Regions from separate parts of the Homo sapiens genome. Here region 1 is linked to region 2. The links are chromatin loops, found by intact Hi-C in ENCODE. Cell type or tissue: dorsolateral prefrontal cortex. All regions are shown on one strand. Each heading gives the region's core, and the rest is flanking DNA. Links, peaks and the distances in the headings are about the cores only. Region 1 has its middle 38 kb from the start of ASIC2-AS1. Region 2 has its middle 98 kb from the start of ASIC2-AS1.

What was found. A loop is a pair of places that touch in the nucleus more often than their neighbours do. Peaks named below come from ENCODE experiments on the same cell type or tissue, not always from the same donor. Only the 100,000 strongest peaks of a DNase experiment are listed, where the experiment ranks them.
Region 1: a loop joins it to region 2, with 4 times the contacts of the local background. A loop is called at or near these places in 14 of 110 quality-filtered maps.

Annotation. Positions count from the first base shown.
Region 1 is chr17:33,517,002-33,525,333 of GRCh38, reverse strand. It overlaps a transcript of ASIC2 not described here. Among named protein-coding and RNA genes, the nearest start is that of ASIC2-AS1, 38 kb to the left of the region's middle. In dorsolateral prefrontal cortex, for the core only: CTCF peaks have their summits at 3,176 (motif pointing right), 3,375 (motif pointing right), 4,531 and 4,731 (motif pointing left); DNase peaks (open chromatin) are centred at 1,663, 2,519, 3,370 and 4,713; H3K27ac peaks cover 1,406 bases.
Region 2 is chr17:33,653,024-33,661,355 of GRCh38, reverse strand. It overlaps a transcript of ASIC2 not described here. Among named protein-coding and RNA genes, the nearest start is that of ASIC2-AS1, 98 kb to the right of the region's middle. In dorsolateral prefrontal cortex, for the core only: no CTCF peak of the experiment used is centred there; a DNase peak (open chromatin) is centred at 4,028.

The DNA of each region.
Region 1 (8,332 bases), core at 14-8,013, 140 kb after region 2:
GATATGTGAGCTACAAAGGGGCTGCTTCACTCTGCCCTCCACACCTCCCACATGACTCTCTCGTGTCCGCCCTACTCAGAAAGACCTGGTGGCAGGGAATGCTAGGAAGTGTTGCGCAGTCTAGCCATGTAGGCACACAACTCAGCCAGCATGCCCTCCTGTTCCATGCACATGACTGAGGCTGACTACAGGACTCAGTGAGGGGAAGGCAGCCCAAGTAGAGGGAACGTCAAGAATAAGAGCACAGAGACAGGAATGACACAGGTATCGGTGATGGGGGAACAGAAGAGACTGGGATTCATATTGTAGGTATAATGAAGATAGACTTTGAGGGTCACAAGGACCTTTGGCCTTTCCTGTGCCCTGGAATCACATTCCCAAGGGAGCTGCTGGGCTCCCTAGGCACTGTCTACACTCTCAGCTGGACTCACTTATGACTAAGTTAAATACATCTGGGAGGAAGCCCAGCGCTGTAATGTGCACCTGTAGTCTCTACTACTTGGGAGGCTGAGGCAGGAGGATCACTTGAGGACAAGAGTTCAAGGCCAGTCTGGGCAACATAATGAGACCCTGTCTCTAAATAAACAAACAAATAAATAACACTTGGGAGGCAGGTGAGTGGATGGAGGTGGAGGGACTCAAACTGGGGACCTCATTCTCGTGAGCAGCAGCATGACCCAACTCAGCTAAGCTGCCACACCAAGCCAGCACCTCCCCACCATCCTCGTTAGCCATATGCATATACACCTAACAAGCTGTGACACCCCCTCCCAGTGCACACCTCCGAATGAGTCTACACTTCACCCAGAACATACAGAAACAATACTGGTAAAAGACCACCTTTCTTGTTTTACATAAATTCTCATTTCCATCATACCTGTATGGGGAGAACTCATTCTCTCAACTCCAATCAAAGAGACCAAGCTCCCACTTCTGGTTCACAATTTGCTGGCTATGCAATCTTGGGCAAGTCAGCCAATCTCTCAGAGGCTTCATTTCCTCCTCTGTGAAATGGGAATAATAATACTTACCCTGACGATGTACTGGGAAGGCTAAAAAGGGGATTCTATGCACAGTGTCTCTATATAAGGAACCCAACAACGGTATATCAGCACATTCTGACTGGAGGGCAAAGAATTTGGAGGCAGGGATTAGCAAGAACTGGGCAGAATCTCAGAGGCTGAGCCTGGGGATGGTGAGAGAAACTCCTGAGCCCAGCCAGACTAGGACACCAGCATTGGCCCAGGGGCATGCTGAGTTGCTCCTGAAAGTGAAAGATACCTGCTCAAAGCTGAGAGGAGCTGGAGAAGGTTGAGGCTGACCCCTGAGTGTATGACTGAAAGAGACAAGAAGGCCCAGGGGTCATCCGAAGAGTTGATTTAGAGCAAGATTAGATCAATTTCCTGAGGCTATGCTATGGATGAGAACTGCATGGAGACAGCACTTACATCATGAGAGCAGGAACTTCCCCTCCGTCCCAGCTGTTCTGAGATTGCAGCCCAGTGAAGGGTGAGCTTCCCCTCCCTGGAGCTACATCAGCCGTGAGTAGATGACTAGTTGGTAGAGTGAGCACAGAGGGCCTTTCCAAGCACAGAGACAGAGCACAGAACTGGGTGTCTTCGAGATTATTTATAACAACGGGAAAGTGTCATTTTCTGAGTCAGTGTTCACATGGGAAGGGGAACCTGCCAGAAGCCAAGCCCTGTGCTAGGAGCCAGGAATGCATTATGCTACTTAAACCTCTAAGCAACCCTCTGCAGGAGGTTTTATGATCCTAGCCGGGCACAGTGGTTCACGCCTGCAATCCCAGTACTTTGGGAGTCCCGGTGGGTGGATCACTTGAGGCCAGGAGTTCGAGACTAGCCTGGGCAATATGGTGAAACTCCATCTCTACTATAAATACAAAACAATTAGCTGGATGTGGTGGTAGGTGCCTGTAATTCCAGCTACTCGGGAGGCTGAGGCACGAGAATTGCTTAAATCTGGGAGTAGGAGGTTGCAGTGAGCCCAGATGGTGTCACTGCACTCCAGCCTGGGCAACAGAGTGAGACTCCATCTCAAAAAGTAAATACATAAAAAATAAAGATGGCTTTGTGATCCTCATTTTAGAAATCAAGAAACAAAGTTTCAGAGGGGCTGAGTACTTTACCAAGATGACAAAGACAGTGAGTCCATTGCTGGAATTTGACCTCAGAACTAGGGTCCTTCATCACAGAACGAAGAGAAAAGAGAAGGGTCTTTTCCTTAAGACAGAAGAATCTGCAAAAAGAAGATTGAGGCCCAGCTCAGAAGATGGGTGTCCTGACACTTCTTGTCACCCACTTGCTGTGTAGATCACTTTCCTTCCTGCAACCTGGCTTGATCATGTGCTGATCTCTCTTGGGCTTGCGGTGGGTGGGGTAGGGGGAGCCAGGGGTTGCCCTGGCCTTTGTTCTGGGCAGCCCCAGGACTGCACGGTGCAGAGCGGGAGGCAGTTTTCAGGGATATTGCGATGCCACACGGCTTCAGTGTCTGTGTCTGCACTGGAGGTGGCGCTCTCGTGTGTCTGTTCTTGTGGGAATTCATGGCACCGCAAATAAAACTAACACTTGGATTTTCAAAACACTTGGATTTTCAAAGTTATAATCTAGGGCAGACAAGAATTCTTATTCCACAGATGAGAAAACTGAAAATCTCAATGAAAGAAACTGATAGTCACTGAGTCCTGTGAGGGACTCTTTACTGCGTCCTCTCACTTAGCACCCAAGGCAATTCTGGGAGACGGGAATTACTGTTCCTATTTCACAGATGAGGAAACAGAGGGTCAGAGAAGTTTAGTGAGTTGCTCAAAGTCAAAGAACTAGAAAGGGGCAGGATTCCAACCATGGTCAGAACTACTGCCAAGCCGCTGCCCCTACAAAGACACCTCAGGGCCCCCCACAGGTGGGCCTCAGCCCACAGCAGGAGCCGGTGGGCCTTCAGCTCACTCCTGCAGGGAAGACTCGGTTTCTCAGAGGAGTCCGAATGCTCTGCAAATGTAGGCCTTCAGGAACGGGGGAAATAATTCATTGACCCTTTAAGATTCAATATCATATTAGCAGGAGCTAGAATGGGGAGCAGATAGGACTGGAGGTTTGGGGGGCTGGTGGGGAGCCCACGAGGGGGTACTGAGCAGAGGGCACAAGGCTGCCTGGTAGGGACAGCAGTGACAGGAAGGAGTGGGGGGACTGACAAAGAAGTGCCATGGGTCAGAATTTTGCCATCCCTGACCCTTCCTGACAGGATGCTCCTCTATGCAGCCCCGGAACCCACCCAGCCAGCTGGCTTTGCTCAGCTATCCCATAGGCCAGGCAGCGGCTGCCCAGCAGAGGGCCCCCTAGCCCTGGCTGAACCACACTGCCCGCAGTTGCCAGAGGGCCTCCCTGCCCGCCTAGGTGCCAGGTGATGGGGGAAGGGGCCTGCCTGCCATGCACACCCAGAGGAACAGCCTGGGTCCCCTCTTGTCAGGTGTCTTCAGAGGCCCCACATCAGGGTTCTGAGGAGCGGGGATGAGGTTTTGCAAGGTATGGCCTTTGAGGGTAGATGATGACCGTGGGGCATGAATGCTGGGCTCCAGTCCTAGCAGTGCCATCAGGTTACGTGACTTGAGCAATTCCTTCCCCTCCCAGAACTCAAATCCACCCGCACTGTAGACTAGAAGATTCTCAACAGTCCCTCCAGCTCTGCCAGTCGGATCCAACATCTTCCTTGCCCATCTCTGCCAGACTCTCAGCAGGCTCTCACGGGACCCCAGCTGGGCTGTGCACCCTGCTCTGTGTACCCACTGGGAGAGACTGACTCCTTGGTCATGTGGCTACTTCTGTCTCCAGGACTTCGGGGGCGTTGGCCGCATCAGAACTGGGCCATCCCTGCCCTACAGTCACCATGGCTGCTGTACCTCTTGTGTCCCTGTGTGCCACACTCAGAGTGAATAACTGTCAGCAAGGCTGGCCCCGAGTGGCAGGCGCATTATCCAGGGGCCCTCTTTACCTCCCACCTCCCCCTGCAGAGCCAAATAATTCATTCAATTTCAGCTAATTTGCATCCTTCAAAAGATACCCCTTGGCCGACGACAGTGTTGAGCCCCTGCTTACCCAGCTCCAGAGGCCTTTATTTGCTACTTCTCCCGCAAGAGGCAAAGTGCTGTGTGGACCCAGCCCAGCCTGAGTCCCAAGTCCCGAGACCTAATCTGCCAGTTCGCCACGAGACTGCCTTGAGGTTATTGAACCTTGTCTGTAGAATTCCTGCCTGCCTGTTATGAAATAATAATAATAATTATTATTATTCAGACTCCTGGCTGCCATAAGCCAGCAATGCCAACATCAGTACCTTCTCTTCGAAGTTTTTGCTTTTCCAAAGTAGTCCAACATGATTCCAGCACCCACACACCCAGGCAGGTGAGGCAAGCATCCCCTAGCCTGCTGGTTCCACAGGCTTAACCCCAGGGCCTGAATGTCAATTTCAAAATACCCTTTGTCATTTCCCCCTGGGGAAGAGGCAGATTCCCAGAAACAGAACTCCCTGCTATCTCAGAACTCCAAGACAGGAACACAGGTGAGGCCCAGGGATACATTTGCTGTGAAGCAAATAAAGTTTTAAGCTTTGGGGCCGCTCACTTGCTCCTCCACCCTTCATAGCCCCAAGAGGGGCCCTGTCCGTGGGTAAGGGGATCAGCCAGACTGTGGGCTCACTGCCGCCCTCTCGTGGTCTCTCTCCAAACTGTCCCTCCTGAGGCTCCTTGTGTGCTGAACATTGCTGGGCACCAAATTAATACGACTGTACTGGACTGGGTGATTAATCCCAGGTGGCCATTCACCAAACTATCCTTCCAGCTCCTCGTGTGTTGGACATAGTTAGGCATACTAATTAATACAACCTCCCAGTTAACCACTGGACCAGGTATTCCTCTGAGTAAATGCTAGAGCATGGTGTAGCTGTGACAAACACTGGCCAAAGAGCGTATGTTCTGCAGGTGCAGACACAAGAATGAATTCGCGAGTGATTTTCATGCTTCCCCACTGACCCTGTCTTTCTGTCCCGTATCCTTGTTCATTCCTTTCTGCCTGGACAGTGTTTCTTCAAGTAGAACAGCTATACTTCTAATCACAACAGGATTATTACCCTGTGACTACAATGCATTTATTAATGACCCTCCCCCAAATCTAACAGCCAAAGAGGCCCCTGGGGAGGGGCCACAATAAGCCAGAATTCTCGTTGCAAAGATACCCTCTGCTCATAATCAGCTCTTGGATGGTAGGAATAGCAAGGAATGGCAATAATTAACACATGAATGTTTAACAGCATTTGTTTCTCTGATTCCTGGGCTGTACTGAACAGTCATAAAAATTGTTTTCTCTCTGAAGCATAAAAAATGTTCTGAAATCACCTGGTGCATTCACAGATGTGCTGATTAACTGTGGCCTGGAATGTCACAGTGACCACGACCCAGGCTTTGCTCTTGGTCAGTTGAAGTTCCTGGCTCACTCTCGGTTACAGCAACCTGCGTGGGTGGCCTGAAGTGAGGTCAAGTTTGACAGACGGTCTAGCAGTGCCTGGGCACAGAGATTATTCCCACTCTCCTTAAAAAGACCTTCCTTAAGGAGGCCTCCTCCTCCTCCCTAAGGAAAGTGCTAAATCCAGTCCTTTCCAAGCCCAGTGGTGGTGATTAAGCTGCCTACCTGCTCAAAATGCAGCAGTTTTTCCATGACAGTGAGCCGAGACCCACTTGTGCGCTGATTAACATGGAGACTCCTGGACTCTACCCAGAGAGTCTGATCCCATGAACCTGGAAAGTGGCATAGAAATCCAGATTTGAATAAAGCATCCCAGATGGTTCAGGTGCATGTGTTTGCAAAGCCTAGGTAGAGAAATACGGGGGTCATAGCTCGTCAAATGTCAGAGCTCAAAAGCTGCCCCACAAGCCCGAGGCCAACTGTGTTTAAGGGGGTGCTCAGTGGAAAGAGAGGAAAGGAGAAGGGTAACAAGCTGGGCGGCTTCCAGCATTCCTCCCTCACTTCCACCAGAGCCGCTCTGCTTCTATTTGTATAACGGAAGGGCCAAGAGCAAGGCCTTATGGCCTCCCTCCATGAGTTCAAGTCACTTACAAGCCGTGTGACCTTGGGTAAGCTACTTCACCTCTCTGTGCTGTGGCTGCCTCCTCTGTAAAATGGGATGATGATTAAAAAGAGTAGTTATCGGCCCGGCGCGGTGGCTCACGCCTGTAATCCCAGCACTTTGGGAGGCCGAGGCGGGCGGATCACGAGGTCAGGAGATCGAGACCATCCTGGCCAACATGGTGAAACCCCGTCTCTACTGAAAATACAAAAAATTAGCTGGACGCAGTGGCGGGCGCCTGTAGTCCCAGCTACTCGGGAGGCTGAGGCAGGAGAATGGCGTGAACCCGGAAGGCGGAGCTTGCAGTGAGCCGAGATCACGCCACTGTACTCCAGCCTGGGTGACAGAGCGAGACTCCATCTCAAAAAAAAAAAAGAGTAGTTATCTCACAGGGCCACTGTGGGATTAAATCAGTTAATGTGTCCAAAGCATTTAAGAACAGCTTTAGGAACACACTAAGCATTTATTCTTGCATATTAGCTTTCATAATATTATCTCATATATTGTAATGAGGCAGTAACATTGTATTCACTTTATTTGTTGTAAGGTGTAATTTGGAAAATGAAGGTGCTATTGTTTTTTAAAAGCCTCATAAGTAGTGTATCAGTCCAACCAATTCATTTTATGGATGGGTAAACTGAGGCCCCAGGGAGAGAACAGCTGGTGGAGGCCACACGGCAAATGGAAGCAGGAAAGGAACCCACCCAGATCTGATGGAGCTTAGTGCTCATGGTGCCCCAGCCCACTGCACCTGCTGCCTCCCTCAGGAAGTCAGCTCCAGCTGATGGCAAGTTTGGCCTTGCCCCCTGCCACATCATGCAGGGGCTGGGACTCCACCAACCTTAGCCTTTTTCAGAGCCCACGTGGGCAGCATTTCTCAGTCTCTCCTTCGCCCGCACTTCCATTGGCTTCAAACGCCATGGCTATCAAAAATAAGCTCACATCCTGGAGGTATCTGTTTCTAGAGCTTACTCTTAGGTTTCAATTTCCAAATTTCTACAGAGTTCAGGCGTTATTGAGGAGCTCAGGACTGATAGCCAAGAGGACATTTTCTATTAGCCCTTCTCCAAAAAAATCAAAAAGAGGCCAGGATGACACTCATCTCTTGCACTGTTCCTGCACATCAGAGGGGCAAATAGATATTTGTGTTCAAGAGGATGATGATCAGAGGCTGGGATCAGGACTGGGTGCCCTCTCTGGACTTCCAGGCCAGCTCCCAGCATGCAGCCTGCGGTCGTTACACTCCAACACATGGTTCTTCCTCCTTGTGTAGTTCCCACCCACATTGCAACAGGCTTGGTCTAGGCGACCTATGAAGGAAGTGATTATTATGTATTTTATTTTATTTTTTTATTATGCTTTAAGTTTTAGGGTACATGTGCACAACGTGCAGGTTTGTTACATATGTATACATGTGCCATGTTGGTGTGCTGCACCCATTAACTCGTCATTTAACATTTGGTATATCTCCTAATGCTATCCCTCCCCCCTCCCCCAACCCCACAACAGGCCCCGGTGTGTGATGTTCCCCTTCCTGTATTATGCATTTTAAAAGACTGTGGCCTCTGGCTTGAGTGCTCTCTCACTTGTGTGCATTGACCCTCAGAGTAGATTCTCCAACCCCAGTTAAGTCTTCAAATACTGCAGCCCCCAGCTGGCATCTTGACTGCAACCTCACAAGAGACCTCGGCTAGAATCACTCCGCTAGGCTACTCCCAACTCCTGACCCACAGAAACCATTTGTTATAAATTGCTAAGGTGTAGGGTAATTTAATACGCAGCAAAAGGCCAGATGCCATGGCTCGCGCCTGTAATCCCAGCACTTTGGGAGGCCGAGGTGGGTCGATCACTTGAGGTCAGGAGTTTGAGACCAGCCTGGCCAACATGGTGAAACTCCATCTCTACTAAACATACAAAAACTAGCCAGGCATGGTGGTGCATGCCTGTAATCCCAGCTACGCAGGAGGCTGAGGCAGGAGAATCACTTGAACCTGGGAGACAGAGATTGCAGTGAGCTGAGATCGCGCCACTGCACTCCAGCCTGGGCAACAGAACGAGACTCTGTCTCAAAATAATAATAATAATATGCAGCAAAAGGTATAACTAAGATAGAGGTTATGAGGGTTTGAGAACCATTTCCCAAAGCAAAGAAACAACATCTAGAAGAAAAGAGAGGCTTCGTTAACTACCAGGGACCCTG
Region 2 (8,332 bases), core at 109-8,108:
CCTAGTTTAGTGCTCCTTCCACGATGCAAAACGAACTACCTTCTTGAAGAGTATAACGCACATAAGATAGGAACTATTTTCTGAGCTTCGGGTTTCTAAGATCAGGGTGGTAGCTTGCGAGACACGAGCCCAAGTTAGCACAGGGTGCTTGCTCTTGGAGGCTGGTGCTAAATGTGGCTCAGCACCAGCCAAGAGAGGGGGCAAAGGAAAGGAAGGTACGGCTGTGTAAGACAGCAGCGGGGGCAGAGGGAGTGGAAGGGAGTCGGCTTGGCTTCTCCCCGGGAGCTGGGTCAAACAGAGTCAGAGCGTGGCTAGCAGAGTCTAGCTGGAAAATCTCCAACAGACCGGATAGTGAAGGGCAGCTTGGTGAAACCTTAAGATGGAGGCTGAGCTCAAGGTTAAGGAGCCAGGGGCCAAGTGTAAGGTGGGGTGGGCTTGGTGCATGGAAAGTGGGCTTGTGGGCTGAGAAGTGCCGTGCAGCTCTCAACGTGTGGGTGCAGTGGGAGGGCAAAGTTCAGGAATACAGTCATGGGCCGCATAACGACGTTTCAGTCCATGATGGACCGCATTAACGACAGTGGTTCCGTAAGAGTCTAACAGAGGTGAAAAATCCTTGTCACCTACTGATGTGGTATCATAGCGCAGCACGGGACACACATGTTTGTGACGATGCTGGTGTAAACAAACCTACCATGCTGCCAGTCAGGTAAAAGCACAGCACATACAATTATGTACAGTAAATAATATTTAATAAATGACTGTGCTACTGGTTTATGTATTTATTATACTATGCTTTTCATCATTATTTTAGAGTGTACTCCTACTTATTAAAAAAGAAAGTTAATTGTACACCATTTTTAACAAAAATCCTTAAAAAGTAAAAATAATAAATAATTTTAAAAACAGAAAAAAGCTTATAGAATAAGAATATAAAGAAAATATTTTCCTACAGCTGTACAATGTGTTTGTGTTTTAAGCTAAGTGCTACTACAAGAGTCATTTTTTTTTAATTAAAAAGTTTAGAAAGCCAAAACATTACAATAAGCTAAGGTTAATTTATTGTTGAAGAAAGAAAAATAGTTTTTTGTAAATTTGATGTAGCATAAGTGGACAGTGTTTATAGAGTCTACAAGAGTGTACAGGAATGTCCTAGGCCTTCACATTCACTCATCACTCACTCACTGACTCAACCAGAGCAGCTTCTAGTCCTGCGAGATCCAATCATGCTAAGTGCCCTATAGGGGTGTATCATTTTTGTTTCGTTTTGTTTTTTGCGACAGAGTCTCACTCTGTCGCCAGGCTGGAGTGCAGTGGCACGATCTTGGATCACTGCAACCTCCTCCTCCCGGGTTCAAGCAATCCTCCTGCCTCAGCCTCCTGAGTAGCTGGGACTATAGGCGTGCGCCAACACGCCCAGCTATTTATTTTTATTTTTATTTTATTTATTTATTTATTTATTTATTTATTTATTTATTTATTTATTTGAGACAGAGTCTCGCTCTGTCACCCAGGCTGGAGTGCAGTGGCGCGATCTCGGCTCACTGCAAGCTTCGCCTCCTGGGTTCACGCCATTCTCCTGCCTCAGCCTCCCCAGTAGCTGGGACTACAGGCGCCTGCCACCTCGCCCGGCTAATTTTTTGTATTTTTTTAGTAGAGATGGGGTTTCACCATGTTGGCCAGGATGGTCTCCATCTCTTGACCTAGTGATCTGCCTGCCTCGGCCTCCCAAAGAGCTGGGATTACAGGCGTGAGCCACCGCGCCCCGCCAGGTGTATCATTTTTAATCATTTATGCTATATCTTTACTGTATCTTTTCTTTGTTCAGATACACAAACCCTTACCATTGTGTTACAATTGCCTACAGTATTGAGGACAGTCGCATAATGTACAGGTTTGTGGCCTAGGAGCAATAGGTTCTCCCACATAGCCTGGGCGTGTGGTCGGCTGTACCACGGAGGCTTTGTAAGCACACTCTCTGATGTCTGCACAATGATAAAGTCGCCTAATGACAGATTTCTCAGAACATATACCTGTCATTGTTAAGTGGCTCAGGACTGTACTAAGAAGGAACTGGAGTGGAGGGGTTGGGTTTGAGGATCTCGAGTCAGGCAAAGCAACCGTAATGTAATGATATGCTTCAAGGAACTGCAGAGGTGAGAGACAAGACAGGAATATTCCCCGGCTGAGTGGCCAGCCACAGTCTTCCTGGTGTCCACACTAGGACCCTCCGCCCTGCGTGCTGCTGTGGTCTGAGTGTGTGCGTTCCTCCGAAATTCACGTTGAAATCTATTCCCTATTGTGATGGGATTAAGAGGTAGGGCTTTTTTAAAAAATTATTTTATTTTTATTTTTGAGACAAGAGTCTCACTCTGTTGCCCAGGTTGGAGTGCAGTGGCGCGATCTCAGCTCACTGCAACCTCCGCCTCCCAGGTTCAAGCAATTCTCTTGCCTCAGCCTCCCGAGTAGCTAGGATTACAGGTGCCAACTACCATGGCTGGCTAATTTTAAAAAAATATATTTTTGGTAGAGGTGGGTTTTCACTGTGTTGGCCAGGCTGGTCTCAAACTACTGGCCTCAAAAGATCCGTCCACCTCAGCCTCCCAAAGCACTGGGATTACAGGTGTGAGCCGCAGCTCCAGCCAAGGTGGGGCCTTTAGGAGAGGATTGGGAGGTGAATGGGATGCATGCACTTATAAAGGCACTTGAGGGAGCCCTTTTGCCCCTTCCACCGTGTGCAGACACAACAAGAAGTCACCATCTACGAGCAACAGGCCCTCACCAGACACAGAATCTGCCAGTGCCCTGGTCTTGGACTTTCCAGCCTGTAGAACTGTGAGCACTAAATTTCTGTTGTTTACAAACTACCCAGTATGAGGAGCCCCAAGAGACCAAGACACATGCCTGCTCTCCCATTCCAGAGCAAACTGCTGCCTTAGGTGCAGTAACAGAAAATGGACAGAATCAATGTCTGAAAGGCTTTTTTTAAACCACACACTAACACCTCCTGAAGGAGGACTGCACAAACTTTCCCCATTGGCCAAAAGGAATTTGGATTCCTATGCTTCGCTTCCTGGCTCACTCAAGATCATCCGGCCTTCTGATGAGTGCAGGGGCCTCTGTCCCTCTCTGGTTTAGTATCAGATTTAGTTGTCTTGTCTTGCTTTTCACTGTGCTCTGGGCTCAGGCCACTTCTAAGGAGTAGCAAATTGGACTGAGCCCAGATGGAAGCCCAGGCTCTGAGCAGCATGTATGAGATGGAATAGCAGGCTCAGGTGAGGCCTCAGGTGAGGGCTAGGCAAGCCTTCAGCCCAAAGTCTTTGTCATGGTTTGCTTCTCTGGACTGGCTTATTGTAGTAGGCAGAGGGCATGTGTCCCAAGTAGTAGGAGCTAATTATATCCCTGAGGAGTTGTTGGAAGAAGACAGCCAAGCCCACACTTCCCCCAGGCTCTAATTAACTTGAGCACACCTCCCTATATTCTGATCATGCCTTTATTAGATCGCTGTTGGATTCCAACTAAGTTTAATCCAGTGTTCCCTTTTCTAAACATCCTGGAGATGACAATTATGCAGCAGACTTTTTTTTTTTTTTTTTTTTTTAGAAACTGCCAAAGGTGTCTGAGGCAGCTGACTTGGAGCTCTGATAATCATATTGCTTGTTTTCATATAAGCTTTCGGGGGAGCTGGCCCAGAAGTTTCTGCCAAAATCGTTGCAGACTGCTCCCACCTTCCATTCCCCAAGCACCTCATTTAGTTAAGTGATTTTGTCTCCTTCAGGTTGCTCTGTAATTGGGGTGATTATTCATTCCCATCACGATACAGAACTGAGAGGAAGAAGCTGGCTCAGGACCCCCAATACTCTGTCCTGCTTCCCACTGAATTTTATCACTTTCCTTGATCTGTCTGAGGGCTTGACTTCTGAGATGTGAGGAGCCAGCATAGGGTCGGCCAGTCCCAGCTGCCTCATGGCCCCTGTTCAGAACAATGGCTCCATTGTCATAATGGGGTCAGGCCTGGGGAGAAAGGCAGTGGGAAGTTTGCTTGCCAGCCAGCCAGAAAGATGCAGTAACTGCAGCGTAGCCAGTCGGTGTGTTGCATCTTCCAAGCACCACAGCCCAGGATGGGGGGTTTGGACCACTCTATCTTGTAGACTGGGTTGTGTGTGCCCAGTAGGGATTCCCAGCAAGTGTCGTTCGTAAGGAGAATGGGCTGGGGCCTGCCATGTCAGAGCATGTGATCAGGAGAGCACACATGAGCCGCCAGAGGGGCATTTTCTATCTCAGATGTTCATCCAAGACCTCCTTCTCCCTAGCCACTCTGCCCATCCTCCCTGTCCTCATTGTTCCAGCATGGTCATCTTGCTTTCTGTATCTGCTTCAGGTTCTCAGCCCATGTTCAGATGAACCATCAAGACACTTTTCAGTGGCTTACCCATATCTGAACAATTCTCTTTCCCAACAACACCTTCACAAGACTTCTGCTTCTTCATAGCCTTTTGATTTCAGCAACACTCGGGGTTATTGAAAAGAGAATTTGTCTAGGGTTTTGGCCCCATGGAAAATAAGCTTGTTAGAGAAACAAGTAAGTAAACAGATGATTATAACTCAGGAGGGGATAAAGACCCACCATAGGGGAACATGGGGTGTTATGAAAACACAGAGGGGGAACACAAGACACAGGCTTGGAGGTTCCAGGAGGCCTTCCTGGAGGAAAAGACCTCTAAAATGAGACTTGAAGAAGGAATAGAGAGCATATTCCTGATGGAGAGAGCAGCATATGGAAAGCCTCAGAGCAGAGGTTTTCAGGCAGGTTTGGAGATACCCACTAAGTGCAGTGGGCATACTTCAGACTTGCTGAGGGGGACCCTGGCAGACATGCTTTGAGTTCTGTTCCAGAAATAGGAACGTGTTGGTCTTAGGCCATTTGCAATGTTGGGGGACAAGGACATACTTAGAGATACAAGCAAGCCAAGAAGCTGATGCTTTAATGTAAGAATTGAGCCTATTACCTTATTTCCATTAACATGGTCTTCATGTCATTTATAAAAAGTCTGGTGTCAATCTGATTCTCTTTCTCTCTCCCTCCTTCCTCTCTCTCTCTCTTTTTGGAGATTATATGTTCTTTACTTAACCTTTATCTTATTGTTGAAGATTTAAGTCATTTCTGGTTTGTTTGTTTTTTTGCTATAATCCCATAATATGATTATGAGCTTCTCTGAGCATAAAGCCTTTTTTCTTCTTTCTCCTTCCCTCTCAGGTTTAGTTTCTAGGGAAGACTCTCATGACTGGCTCTTCTGGGGTAAATGTTACAGATATCCTAAGGGCCCTTTCTACTTCCACTATGCCATGCTGCCTCTAAAAGCAAACAAGAGAAAACATATATAATAATACTATCCCCCCAAAACTCAGAAGTGTTAACACTTCTGAAACAGGAATGAGATCACTGAGTTAAATCTCCAACCCAACTTGAGAAGCTTAAAAGGAAGAAAACTTCTCTCTCTTCATGATAGATATAGAGAACTCATTAAGATTTTTTTCTACATGGGGACTGAATAGAAAGAACACTCAATATTCAATTTATTGCATCATGGTTCATCATTACTCTATTTATTGGACATGAAAAATAGAAAAATAGAATCAACCATCATAGCAGTAATCATTCCCAAAATAGAGGTGCAGCCTTGCAGAGTCAAACTCAGATCTGAACAGGATGGATTAGACAGGGTAATTAAGGGACAGGGCCTCCTGGAACAGTCAAGCAATTCAAGAATGTTCAGATGGAGTTGTTAGCCCAAGATAGACAAGCAAGACTGTGAAGCCCAAGAGCAAATCAGAGATTGCAGTGTCAGTGTTTGGAGCAGGGGTGGGTAGGAAATTGGCACAGATTAATTGCAATGGCAGCTAGAAGGAATGCAGTGGGCAGACCATTCTTCAACATCTAGGAAGGTGGATGAATCTGAATCAGAGCAATAGCCCAGACAGACTTCTGGGATTTCTGGCATTAGGAATTGAGAAACTGGTGGGGAAAACTGGAGGAGAAACAGGAAGCAATGACCATGTGCAAGGCATTGTGCCAGGTGCTTTAGAGACCTAACTCTCACAGTAATCTCCAAGGCAACGAAATTATTCCAGTTTTACAGGTAGGCTTAATTGAGGTCTGTAGAGCAGAAGGGCTTTCCCGAGGCACCAGGTCTGTCTGGTTCTTTGACAACACTGTGATGAAGGTGGAATCAGTAAGGAGCCAGAAAACTATTCTAAAAGGGCTACCACTTGTCCCAGTGTATGGGGTGTGGTGGATCTAGTGGGGGATTGAGAGAAGAGCCAGTCAAGACACTGTCCAAGACTGCTTTTTCAAGACTTAGGAGGTCTTCTTTTTTTGTTGTTTTATTTGTTATAGAGATGGGTCTCATTCTGTTGCCCAGGCTGATCTCAAACTCCTGGTCTCAAGCGAACCTCCCACCTCAGCCTTCCAAAGTGCCAGGATTTATAGGCATGAGCCATGGTGCCAGCCAAGCCATCTTCTTTTTGACCAAGAAAAACTCATTCTATGGCTGGCTTAGCATCCTGTAGAGCTTCTTAGTGGCCTGTTTTACCACATTCCCTACTTCTTCTGAATTGTACTTCATTTAGTGTGGACTTATTTCTAGTAAACTTGGGAGTAGTTTTAGTCTGAGAGCTCTGGGTCCCAAATCAAAGCCAGCTAATTGTGCCAAGCACATTGGCTTCAAGACTCTAAGAGATACAAAGATGTTATACACAATGGTGTCTATAAATAATGTTGCCTTTGCCTCCCAGGCCTATCTCATCATCTGACATCACATTGCTAGACCATGGGAATTCCAAGAACTATTTTGAAGAAGGAAAGTGTGTCACTCCTTGAGATTTTATGTCTTACAGATCAGGAGTAGGTTATTGATTAAGGCTCAGAGCCAAGAAGCCAAGCACAGAGCTACAAAGGCCTCCTGGTCAATCCTTATCCAGTTCAGATGTGCTTAGGGGAGAAACAGCTGCTCAGAGTTTCTGTTAAAGAGGAAAAATGTTGATCTTCACTTCTGCTTCTGCAAATTATTGGTCTCCTCTTGACCTCTGTGCTCTCAACTAAAAGCTCTAGTGAGCTCTTTTGATATGCTCACTTTCCTTCAGGGATTGGGGGAAGGAAGAGAGATTCTGCACAGCTCCAGCTCCTACTAAGTACCTTGTTCTAGCCAGACAGCACCTTACTTTATCATTACAGTACCTCTATGAGACAAATATTGATAGATCCATTTTGTAGATGAGAAAAATGAGGTTCACTGAGTATGTTAAATATAGTAGAAAGAACTGCATCCATGGATTTTGATGGACCTGAGATCAGCTCCAACTTTTTCACTTTCTAAACTTCAGTCTCCTCATCTGCAAAAAGAATATAATGTTTGCCTTTCTGGGTTGTTTAAAGGAACAAATGAGATTATGTACACAGATTGTCCTGTACAATGCCTGCATATATCAGGAAATATATATCCCTTAGTTATCACATTTTTAAGTAATAATAACAATATTTACAGATCATAAGTGGTAGAACTAAGTCCTGATCTCAGCTCTGGGGGGTTCCAGATTCCATGTTTCTTCTTCTATATCACAAGTTCTGAAATGAAGCAAATACTTCCTAATTAAAAGACCAGGAAGGTGGCCAAAGCAATCCATTGCTTCCTTAAGCTTCTGGGAAACTGGAACTTTAGAAACTAACAAAAGAACAATACCAAATGCCTGAGATGGGAGATCATTGACTGGCCTGGAGCCAGGCAGACAAGAAGGTGTAATTGACCTAGCTTCTGTTCTGTGAGGCTGAGGGCAAAATACTCATTCCAGGAGACTACACCAGTTGAGCATTTTTAAATTGCATGGAGAAAGAGTTCCCTCTACCCCAGTAAATAATATGTGCTGAGCTCCTAAAATTTTTAGATGTGTTATACATTGTTTTATGTAATCATCCCCAAAAAACAGTGTGGTCAAATGATGATAAATACTGAAGGACAGAAAGGAGATAGGAGAGGTGCCAGGGTGGGATGATGCTATTGTAAATGCCATAGTTAGGGAGGCCTCACTGATTACGTGGTGTCAGAGCAGAAATCTAAAGGCAGCCCCTTTGCCAATAGAGAACAGGGAAGAAGGCCAGCAAGCTCTTCTCCGCTATCTGGATCTCCAGTTTCCTTTACCCTGGAAATCACGACAATGGTTCCAGCCATTCGAATAAAGCTTAGCGTGTAAAGCCTTTTGTAGTCCAGCACTTTATCTTTATAACACCCTTGAGGGTCAAATATATTATTATCTTTTTTAGAACATGTAGCTAAGGCAT